2 separate regions of the Mus musculus genome follow, and region 1 is linked to region 2. A link is a loop called in an ENCODE intact Hi-C map of the cell type or tissue named here. Cell type or tissue: gastrocnemius. All regions are shown on one strand.

The links. A loop is a pair of places that touch in the nucleus more often than their neighbours do. Peaks named below come from ENCODE experiments on the same cell type or tissue, not always from the same donor. Only the 100,000 strongest peaks of a DNase experiment are listed, where the experiment ranks them.
Region 1: it touches region 2 in a loop (8-fold over the local background); 27 of 42 quality-filtered maps call a loop at or near these places.

The regions. Positions count from the first base shown.
Region 1 is chr11:50,441,733-50,446,732 of GRCm38, forward strand. No RefSeq gene overlaps it. Among named protein-coding and RNA genes, the nearest start is that of Rufy1, 13 kb to the left of the region's middle. In gastrocnemius, CTCF peaks have their summits at 2,092 (motif pointing right) and 2,945 (motif pointing right); a DNase peak (open chromatin) is centred at 64; H3K27ac peaks cover 876 bases.
Region 2 is chr11:50,766,627-50,771,626 of GRCm38, forward strand. All of the region lies in intron 5 of Adamts2 (a disintegrin-like and metallopeptidase (reprolysin type) with thrombospondin type 1 motif, 2), which reads left to right. Among named protein-coding and RNA genes, the nearest start is that of Zfp354c, 59 kb to the right of the region's middle. In gastrocnemius, CTCF peaks have their summits at 571 (motif pointing right) and 3,075 (motif pointing left); DNase peaks (open chromatin) are centred at 580, 2,725 and 3,042; H3K4me3 peaks cover 501 bases; H3K27ac peaks cover 490 bases.

The DNA of each region.
Region 1 (5,000 bases), 320 kb before region 2:
ACCGCACTTCGTTTCTTGCTCCTGTGAAGCCTGCTGCAGGTCTGGGCTTCTTCCCAGCCCATCTGTCTCTCATAGCGTGACTCAGCCATCCAGCTGCTTTGGTTTTTGGTCACACGTCTCGATGTGAAGATCTTTTCAAATAGCTGTAGCCAGAGAAAAGGCAGCTGGAGAGTCGTGTGCCAGGCAGTGCCGGGAAATGACCTGCCTCTTCTGTTCACAGCTCCTAGGCCAGGACTAGTCACAGATGCCTTTCCACTCACTGGCAAAGCAGGAGAGGATATACAGATGAGCCAAGAGAACAAGGGAAAGTAGGTGGACAGAGAGGGAAAGGAGACCATGGAGAAGTAGAGCCAGCAAAGTGGATAGGGGAATAGAGGTGTGTTAAAGGAGGGGTGGAGGGAGATATCACAGAACCCAGGGAGGGAGTCACCAAAATGGGCAGGAATCCAGCTGCAATCCCAGGGTTTAGGAGGCTGAGGCTGGAGGACTGAGATGTGGAGGCCAGCCCGTGCTGGCTGCTGAGACCCCGGACCCCGCCCTACCCCATACACAAAGAAGAGGAAACTAGGGAAGCGAGCTGACTGAGGACCAGCAGGCAGAGACAACCTGAGATCTTGATTAAAATAATTTCCCAGAGCCGCATGCAAAACCAAGCAAACAGAAGCCTATTTGGCGTAGGCTTAAGTGAGATGGTGGGACGTGGGGAGGAATGAGAGATTAGTAAAGCCAAACAACTGGCAGAGGAGGTAAGACTGGGTGTTCTGTTTGTTCTCTTCAGTCAGGGCGGGCAGCAGCATCTTAATATGCTAGAGAAGGCCAGTAATGTGGAAAGCTGATGGAGCTGGAGGGAGGATGCTGGAGATGGACAGTACCTTGGGCAGGTGGGGGTGTGGCTGTAGGCACAGCCAGGATTACTCTCCATGGGAAGCAGGGGGAAGACAGAGGGGTTGGTAAGGATTCTGAGAGGAGAAACCCCCACCTCCTGCTCCCAGGGACACACCCATATTGTTTTTTATTCAGAAACTTCCTTACTCGCTCACATGCTGTGTGTTGTGCTGGAGAGTAGCTCAGGTTGTTGCGCTTGCTAGGCAGGTACCCTACCACTGAGTGACACCCTTGACCTACGCTTGGGCTGTTGCTTTTTAACCTCAGAGAAGTGTAATAACATTTTAATGTTTACCTGGCGACACTAATACTATGAAGTTACATTTATATTTGAGGTCACAGTCAGCACTAGTATGTCAATTACACTAGCATTTCATGTTATTATCATTATCATTTACAACACTAGTACAGAATCACTAAGTTTCTTGCTGGTCAGAAGATTCAAATTGGAATCTTACATCTAGTACTTATTCTAGCTGCCTCACCTGTAAAAGAGAGCCATGGCTGGAAAATGGGGGCAAGGGCTATGCTATAAAGAATGTTGGAGAGGAGTGTACGTCTTCCAAGGGCTTCAGCCTGCCTGTTGGTCTCCGGGTGGTTTAATGCACACTTTGTGAAAGACTGAAATGATTCAGTCCACACATGTAGAAGAAGATGAAAAGTTAACTCTTCCACCTACAATACCTAAACACATACCACATATTTATACATGCCCCACAGACATATATACAACACATGCCAGCATACATCACACACAGTACATACACAAAAACACGTACATAGACAAAATGTGCTGCAGCAAAACACATGGTATGTGCACGTACCACATACAATATGACATGTCACATAGAACACTCCATATATACCCAGACAAGGCAGACACATAGCATATGTACCTGTACACCCACAAGGCACACACATTTCCTGAAAGATACTGTATCATATGCATGCACATATATCTCATACAATACAACATGCAAACCATATGCACATGCTACGTGCACATATATTTATACCATGCCATATGCACAAATGCCTTGCTTACAGTACACTAGATATCCTTGCACACACAACCTATGTCCACACACTCCACATGTTCACACACTCACACACTATGTGTTGCTCATAAAATATGTATAGATATATCTAAGGCACAAACACAACTGTGATCCATAATCAGAAGAAGATTGTAATGACTAAAAGTACCACTAGGGGGCACTGTGTTACTTATCCATAATTCAGTCTTTGCCTTCTTTTATGCAATAATTAGACTGTATACAGTAGTTTTAAAAGTATGGCCCCAAATATTTTCATAATAGCGTTAAGATTTAATTTGACTTCTAAAGCACATACTTCTCATTCTCCCCTGAGAATGCAGTGGAAATTTCCAGAGAGACTTCAAGATGTGTGGCATTCCATAGACGCAGATGTGAGAATCCAGCTGTCATCTACTAAGCCAGGAATCTTTTTAGAGAGCTGTAAATGTTACCATGCTGCTCTTTAAACTAATTAAAAACTTTCTTTGTTCTTTTTTTTTTTTTTTTTTTTTGATACTGGCTGGCCTAGAACTTGTTATGTAGATCAGGCTTGCCTCAAATTCATAGGGATCCACCCATCTCAGCCTCTTGAGTGCTACAGTCAAAGGTGTGCACTAACACTCTCAGATTCCCACTAATTTTTAATAATATGTAGTTATTTTCATATACTATTGCTACAATGCAAAGCACTCATTATTTTCATTTGAAAATGTAAACATTCTAGGGGCTGAAGAGATGGCTCAGTGGTTAAGAGCACACAATGTTCTTGAGAGGATCCTGGCTCAGTTTCTAGCACCCACACCGAAGAGTTCACAACCTCTTTTAAGTCCAGCTTTGGGGGATACAACACCCCCTTGTGGCATCTGTAGGTACCTGCATGTATGTGATAAACATATGTACACTAAGATGCATACACATAAAATAAAAAATTAAATAAAAAATTAAAATTAAAAATATTTTAAAGTTTTTAATTATGCGTATGTGTTGAGGAGGGAATGTGCACATGGATGCAGTTGCCTGGGGAAGCCAGAAGAGGGCGTCAGCTTCCCCCAGAGCTGGAGCTTTGCACCTGCAGTTTCCAAAATCTTAAAGTATTTTTTACGTTGATATATGATAAATAAAATTGCATATATTTACTGTGTTTAACACGATGTTTTGAATGTGTATTCATCATGGGGTCGTTAAGTTCATTAGCAGGTAATTGCTTTACATCATTTTTTTTGGTGGTGAGAGCACTTTAAATCTGCTCTCAATAATTTCAAGATTATCTTAATAAATATTAAAAATTAATCATAACTACATATTTTCTTTTTTGAAATATGTACAGTGCCAAAGTCTCAGTTTCTTGTGATGAGAAGATGAAGTCTGAGAGGGGGCACAGGCATCGGCGTGGCCGTGGTGAAGACCTCAGGATGAATGACAGCCCAGTCTGCTTAGTCCTGGTCTTACTAATCAATGGCCATTCATTGCTTTCACGTCTTTTATTCCCCCATGCTGGGCATGGAGGAAAGGCCTTGCTATGCCACATGGGTGTGAGGAGCCGCCCTCACATTTGCCATTATAAGATGGCACTGACAGCTGTGTTCTAAGTGGTAAACATAGTCTGCACACATGCAGGGGCAGTTTTCCCACCATGTGTTCTGCCTTTCCCGTGATGACAACTGGGCCGATGGGCTGCAGCCAATCAGGGAGTAATACGTCCTAGGTGGAGGATAATTCTCCTTAAAAAGGGATGGGGTTTCGCCATTTCCTTGCTTGCTCTCTTGCACTCTGGCTCCTGAAGATGTAAGCAATAAAGCTTTGCCGCAGAAGATTCTGGTTTGTTGCGTCTTTCCTGGCCGGTCGTGAGAACGCGTCTAATAACAATTGGTGCTGAAACCCGGGACGGGACGAGAAGACCTGGGACGAGAAAACCCGGGAAAAGAAACATCTTCAGGCAAGAGAGAAGACCCCCTGCTACAGGGAGGATTCAGAACTGCATAACGGGGAAGAAGGGGTTAATAAAGTGTTCCCGTGAAACAGACTGTTGAGAAGGATCCGGCGTGGATTCAGAACTCTTCAGCTGGGGAACGGTACTGATGAAGAGAAAGAAGAGAGATGAGGACTGAATAAACTGCTGTTAGAAGGACTGGTGGTCGCGTGTTCTTGCTGGTCGAGAGCGGGCGCGACAATTGGTGGCCCGTACGGGGAACCGACTCCCCCACCGAGTTCAGAACTTTCAGCAGTCAGTGGTTGCCGGCAGGGTAAGTTCACGGTGAGTGAAACTTGCGACCCCAGGAGTTTAGGAAGGACCTCGATAAAATAGAGGTGAGCATAAAGTTGCCAGGAAGTAGGCACAAAGTAACCCAGGAGTTTGGGAAGGACCTCGGATAAAATAGAGGCAAGCATAAAGTTGCCAGGAAGCAGGCACAAAGTAAAGATAAGGTTCACGGGTTTGGGACAAGTTAAGGTTCCCAGTTTGGGGACAAGTTAAGGAACTATGATAACCTCAGTGTAGTGATCAATAGATCCTCGCTGTGTAGTTATGCTTTTTTCTCCCATTGACCCTTTGTGGGTAGGTCTGATAGTTTTGGTCTTGTTTGTTCTGATATATGGACTCTGTTACTGTTTGTGTGTAGAGGCAGTCAAGACAGGTCAGAAAATCCTTACAGAGCAACAAGAAAGTATGTCGGAAGAGGAAAAGGGCTTAAAAAGAAAAAGGAAAAAGAAAGGAGACACAGTGTTATCAGGTGGACAGAAAGGACAGGACAACAGAGTCGAGGCGGAGGAGGAGGTGAATTAGCTTCTGCGCCTCCTCCCTATGCCTCCTCGTCAGCCATCTATGGGCAGACCTTCTGTCCGGAGGTCTGGAAAGAGGATAGATTCTCCTTGCTGGGATGTCCTATTTTCACTGATCAAGCTAAATTTGCATGGGATAGAGATATGCTGCTTGATCAAGGTCGATTTGCACAACAACAGACAGGATATCCACTGCAGGTGTTTGAGCAGGTGAATCAGATTCCTATAAGGGCTTGGAAATCATTGCCTAACAGAGGGGAAGTTAGTGAAAACTTGACTCTCATATTGACTCCCCAGATG
Region 2 (5,000 bases):
GCCACCAGCCAGGGAGCCGAGCATCAGCCGCACTCGTGGGTTGCATAGCAACTGGCTTTTCAATTGATTTTTTTTTTTTTTGAGAAGGAACCAAAGCTACTCGAGTGTTCTCATTTTAAATATTTCCTTGGATGATGGAAATCAAAGGAAATGGAGATGAGAGATTTGGGGACATTCCGAGGACATAAGGTATCTTGTGAAGGCTAGCTTGAGACAGGGTGTGCTCTGCTTGTTGAAATTTGTCAGCATTTGGGTGAAAGGTCAGACGTTCCTGGTCTATTAGTAGAAGGCGGAGACATGCTGGGAGGAAAGGAGTCTGCAGGCTAAAGCCTTGGGCCAACACCGTTGTGGTTTTGCCATGTGTCCCACTGTAGAAAGAGCAGAGAGGATCCTGGGATGGATGGGAGAGAGCCTTCTTTCAGATAGCCTTGAATCAAAGACCCTAGGGGCCAAGCTCAGTCTATACTTTAGTCTGGGAAAGACCCCCTGGCATAATTACCTGTCGCCAGCCATCCTAGGCACACCTCCTCACCAGAGCCATTAGGTCTAGAATAGATGAGACAGTGCTAATGCTGGACGCTACCACCGGAGGGCGCCTCTGTCCTTTTGATCTGGTCTAATGAGTCTACCTTAGGTTGATACTTAATAAATGACAGTTTATTGCTCATAGTTCTGAAGGCCAGAAAGTCCAAAGTCTGAATGTCAGGAGATCTGGAGTCCTCACAGGTAGCTTCATGCTCATGAGTGGTGGATGGGACAGGTCTCAGAGCTATATGAGAGCCACTCTAGTTCAGGGACCTTTGTCCTACTGACCTGATAACTTTCTAGGGTTCCACATCTTAATACTATTGTATTAGAAATTAGGTTCCAAGATATAAAGTCTAATTTTTAGACCATGTCAGGAGTTCTTATTTAACACTGAATCCTGTTCTAGTAGCTTGGTTTTCTTCGATGGGTATACCTTCTTGCCTGCTTTCCCCTGGCGGGTCTAGAAGGCACCTGTACCATGACTTCTGAGCCACCCACATCACCTTGCATGCCACAGATGGGAACAGAAGACACCAGCCTTGGGGAGTCCCCGAGGCTGCAGGCAGTCAGGCTAGATAGAGCAGAACTTGTTTTGAAGCCATCAGAGATGGTGGGCCCTGGTCCTGGCATTCATGCCAGCCCAGGGGTACGTGTGGGACCTTGGATGACTTACTTAACATGGCAGAATCTTGTTTTCTGAGCAAGAGGAAGTCTGAGGGACCCCAGTGCTTGACAGGAATGACTGCAGTCACGGAGATCAGACGGACTGCTGACTCTTCACTGTCTGAAGCCCCCACCCCCACCCCCACCTGGCTTTCAGGCTCCCTTCGCTGGGAGTCAGATGACTTTATTTATACCTCCTTCGGGGATTCCAGGCCCTGTGGTCCAGCGGTATTTCTCCCCAAGGAGGAGAGTACAGTCACATAACCGTCAAAGCCGTGTATGTTTTAATCACTCCGTCTTGGTGATGTTGCCTGGGAGGACGCGTCATAGTGTCCTCAGAGCCTTGCTCAGCTCACTGTCTCAGGCATCCTGTCATGGGACTGACAGGCATCCCCTGATGATAAGGGGGCACCCATAGTCACTGTCACCATCTCCATATGACAGTGAAAACGTGGCTCCACGGGGTGAGTGATCTACCAAAAGTCATACATGACAGCCACTTTGTCCCTAGAGGATGAGCCAGTTGCTGTCATTCTGTCAGGCTAGAGAGCACAGATCTTGGGTGAGCTGAGCCTGGCTCCCCTGTGCCATTCCCCCTATGTCCAATGCTCCCAACCGATGGTTCTACAACTTTATGCCCACACTCACGGACTCGGGTTGATGTTTAGAGACACTTTCACTGTTATAATTTGGGAGATGCTCAGGACACACACACACACACACACACACACACACACACACACACACACACAGTTAACTGGCCCCAAAGGTCAGCAATACTGAAGCTGAGAAGAGAGCTCTACACAGCCTGAATCTCAGCCCTGTGTGTGCTTTCTTAATTCCTGCCTGGTGGGCTAGCCTGAGGTCTCCCAGGGCCAGGGCATTCTGGGATGGGTTTGGTACCAGCTGAAGCCAGGTCTCCTTGCAGCCTGAACCACTGGCACTAGAGTGGGCCACATGGTCACTGCCAGAGTAGACAAGGAAAAAGACTTGTGGGTATGGACTGTGTCTTGCTTTCTTAAGGGAAGGGTTTATATCCGTTTATAGCTCCAGGTTACAGTCCATTATGGAGGGAAAAGCCACAGTGGCAAGAGCTTGAGGTAGCTGGTCATGTCACATTATCCGTCAAACCAAAGAACAACCTATCCTTAGCTCTGTTCAGTTCTGTCCTCCCCAGGCTTCCAGTCAGCAAATGGCGCCACCATGGTGGGTGTGTCTTCTCACCTCAGTTAACAGAATCAATACAATCCCTTACAGGCACGCTCAAATCTCCCAGGGGATTATAGATTCTCAGATGGGTGTTAACAATAACTATTGCAAACTGGATGTCCTGCCCAAACAGTCACAGGTCAAAGTTCCTGAGCCCTAAGCTGGGTACTCAGGTTGGACCCAAACACTTTGGGTCAGAGGAGCCCAGAAAGGGACTGAAAGTGTCCAAGAACAGTAGTGCACCCTGTACCCCACACCTCCAGCTCCCTGTCCGTGGCCCTGGGATTGGGTGTGTGCTCACAGACACCACGTGGTGGCGCCCAGCCTGCAGAGCCTTCCTGTTGGCAGGCATGGAGACTGGCCTCCAAACAGCAGATCCCGTTTTTTCTGTCTCCTTGACCGAAGGAGGGAAGAACATAAATAATTCAGCGCATTCCACAGTAAACAGTCAAGTGTCAAGAGAGCAGCGGTTGGAATACAGCTCTCTGCACAAGCCTTAATTGGTTTGTTTAGGGTGAGACCCCAGAATCTGTCTGGTGTCTAGAGGGCTACCATTGCCCGGCTGCAAGTCAGATCTGCCGCCCAGCCTGGAGGAGCTGTGTTCCTTAGCCTGCCGACCTCCCTCAGGATCTTGGCATTGCATTCTTGTAGCAGCAGCGCCACCTGGTGGTTATTTCCATAGCCCGCCCTTCCTTTGCCTTCTGTCTAGAAGTAGACCTACTTCCAGCCAAACTTCCTCCTAACCTTTGTATGACGTCCACCTCCACCTCAGGATTTGGAGTCAACGACTTTAATGGCAAGAGGTGAAGTTTCTTATCTGGGAATTAGGATAATGACAGTGCTTATGTCCTAGGCAGTTTTGAATTTTAAATGAGACGTATGCAGAGGCTTGTTCTCAAAGAGCCAAGAATTTGGCTGTTGCCATCAGCATTTGGGCTTGTCCCTGCTGGTGATGCTTTTCCATGAGTTCCTAGGAATGTTCCTGCAGCCTCTAGGCCCTCCCTGGCCCAGCGTGACTCTCCAGCGTGTGTATATTTGATTTTTGTTCATTCATTAATTCATCCCATTTGTGATCATCATGAATGCTCATTGAACAGCACAGGGACAGCCTCGACCCTGTCTAACAAGCAGTGTATCTAGATATGGCCCTGTGGGAGCCCACAGCCAGCTTGGGTCTCTCTCCAAGGGCCTAGACATGTTCAGTTGTCCTAGATATCTCTGCCTCAAGCTAAGCTCTTTAAAAGGTGTTTAAATAATGTGTGCATGTGTGGAGGTCAGTAGGCATGGTTATGTGCATGAGAGTAGGGAAGGTCCTCTGAGCTGGAGCTGGGGCTACAGGTCCTCTGCAAGAGCAGTATGCACTCTTGAGCACTGATCCATCTCTCCAGACCCTTGGGAGGAGTCTTTTAAGGTCATGTGGGGAAAGACAGCTTGTGGGTCCCAAGTGGAAAGTATGGAGGGTGAGGGAAAAGGGCATGGGGAAAGAGACAGAAACTTCTTTGTGCTTCTAAGGCACATCAGCTGCTTTTCAGCCCTTTAAGCCTCGATTCTATTAGCTTAGCTTGGGTGGCTTAGCTTGGGCCCCAAGGTTGCCTCTTGGCCTGAAGGCGACCAATTGTATATACATTTAGTGGTGGATCCTGTTCCTTGGAATCAGGAAGCAGGCACTCCCTGGAGATTTCACCAGGTGAACAAACTATACAGAAAAGACCATCTTCAAGATAGATTCGCCACAGCACCGTGACCAGATCGCACACCCTCCCTGTTAAGTCGTGAGGCACTCCCCACACATCCTCTGCCCATGTCCACACCCCCTGGCCCTGACATCTCCTGTCGCCCACCAGATGTTGACCCTTTAACAGTGCAGTGAGCCACACTTACTTCCCCTTCCTGACTGCTCCCCCCCATAAGAATCTGCTCTTTCTAAAATGCATATGTGCCCTGTCCTTAGCCCTGGATACAATATTGATGCCTTGTCACAGACCATCCTTTGGACAGGGCACTCTGGGACCCCCTAGAATGTTCCAGACCTAGTAAGAACAAAGAACACTTCCCCTTGGGTCCTCAGTGCCTGCTTGAGATAGGCCAGACCTTGAAAAGGTTGGGAGAAAATACAGTTGGTTCTCCACACCCACAGCTTGGCTTCTGCCAATTGCACCAACTACAGATGGAGGATAATCAGGAGGAAGCAGGACATCTGTATTGAACATATGCAGGCTTTTATCTTGTTGTTATTCCCTAAACAATCAGTATAGCAACTATGTGCTCCACACTTACACTGCGGTACATGGTATAAGTCATTTAGAGTTTATGTAAAGGATACAGAAAGAGATGTGGGGATGCAGCAAATGCTGTATCCTTTAATAGAAGAGACTTGAGCCTTTACTGATGTCTTCATTGGAGTACTAAAATCACTCCCGCAGCAGACATTAAGGGATGACCATATATGCACCACCTACATCTTGTCACTTGAGAACCCTGAATGCTCTAATTCTTGGGGTGCCTGCATGCATATCAAGGCTTACAAGGGCACAGCACATGGATACTGTTTTCTGAAGTTCTATCTTCCTGGAGTCCTCCTCTGTAGTGCGGCTCCTATC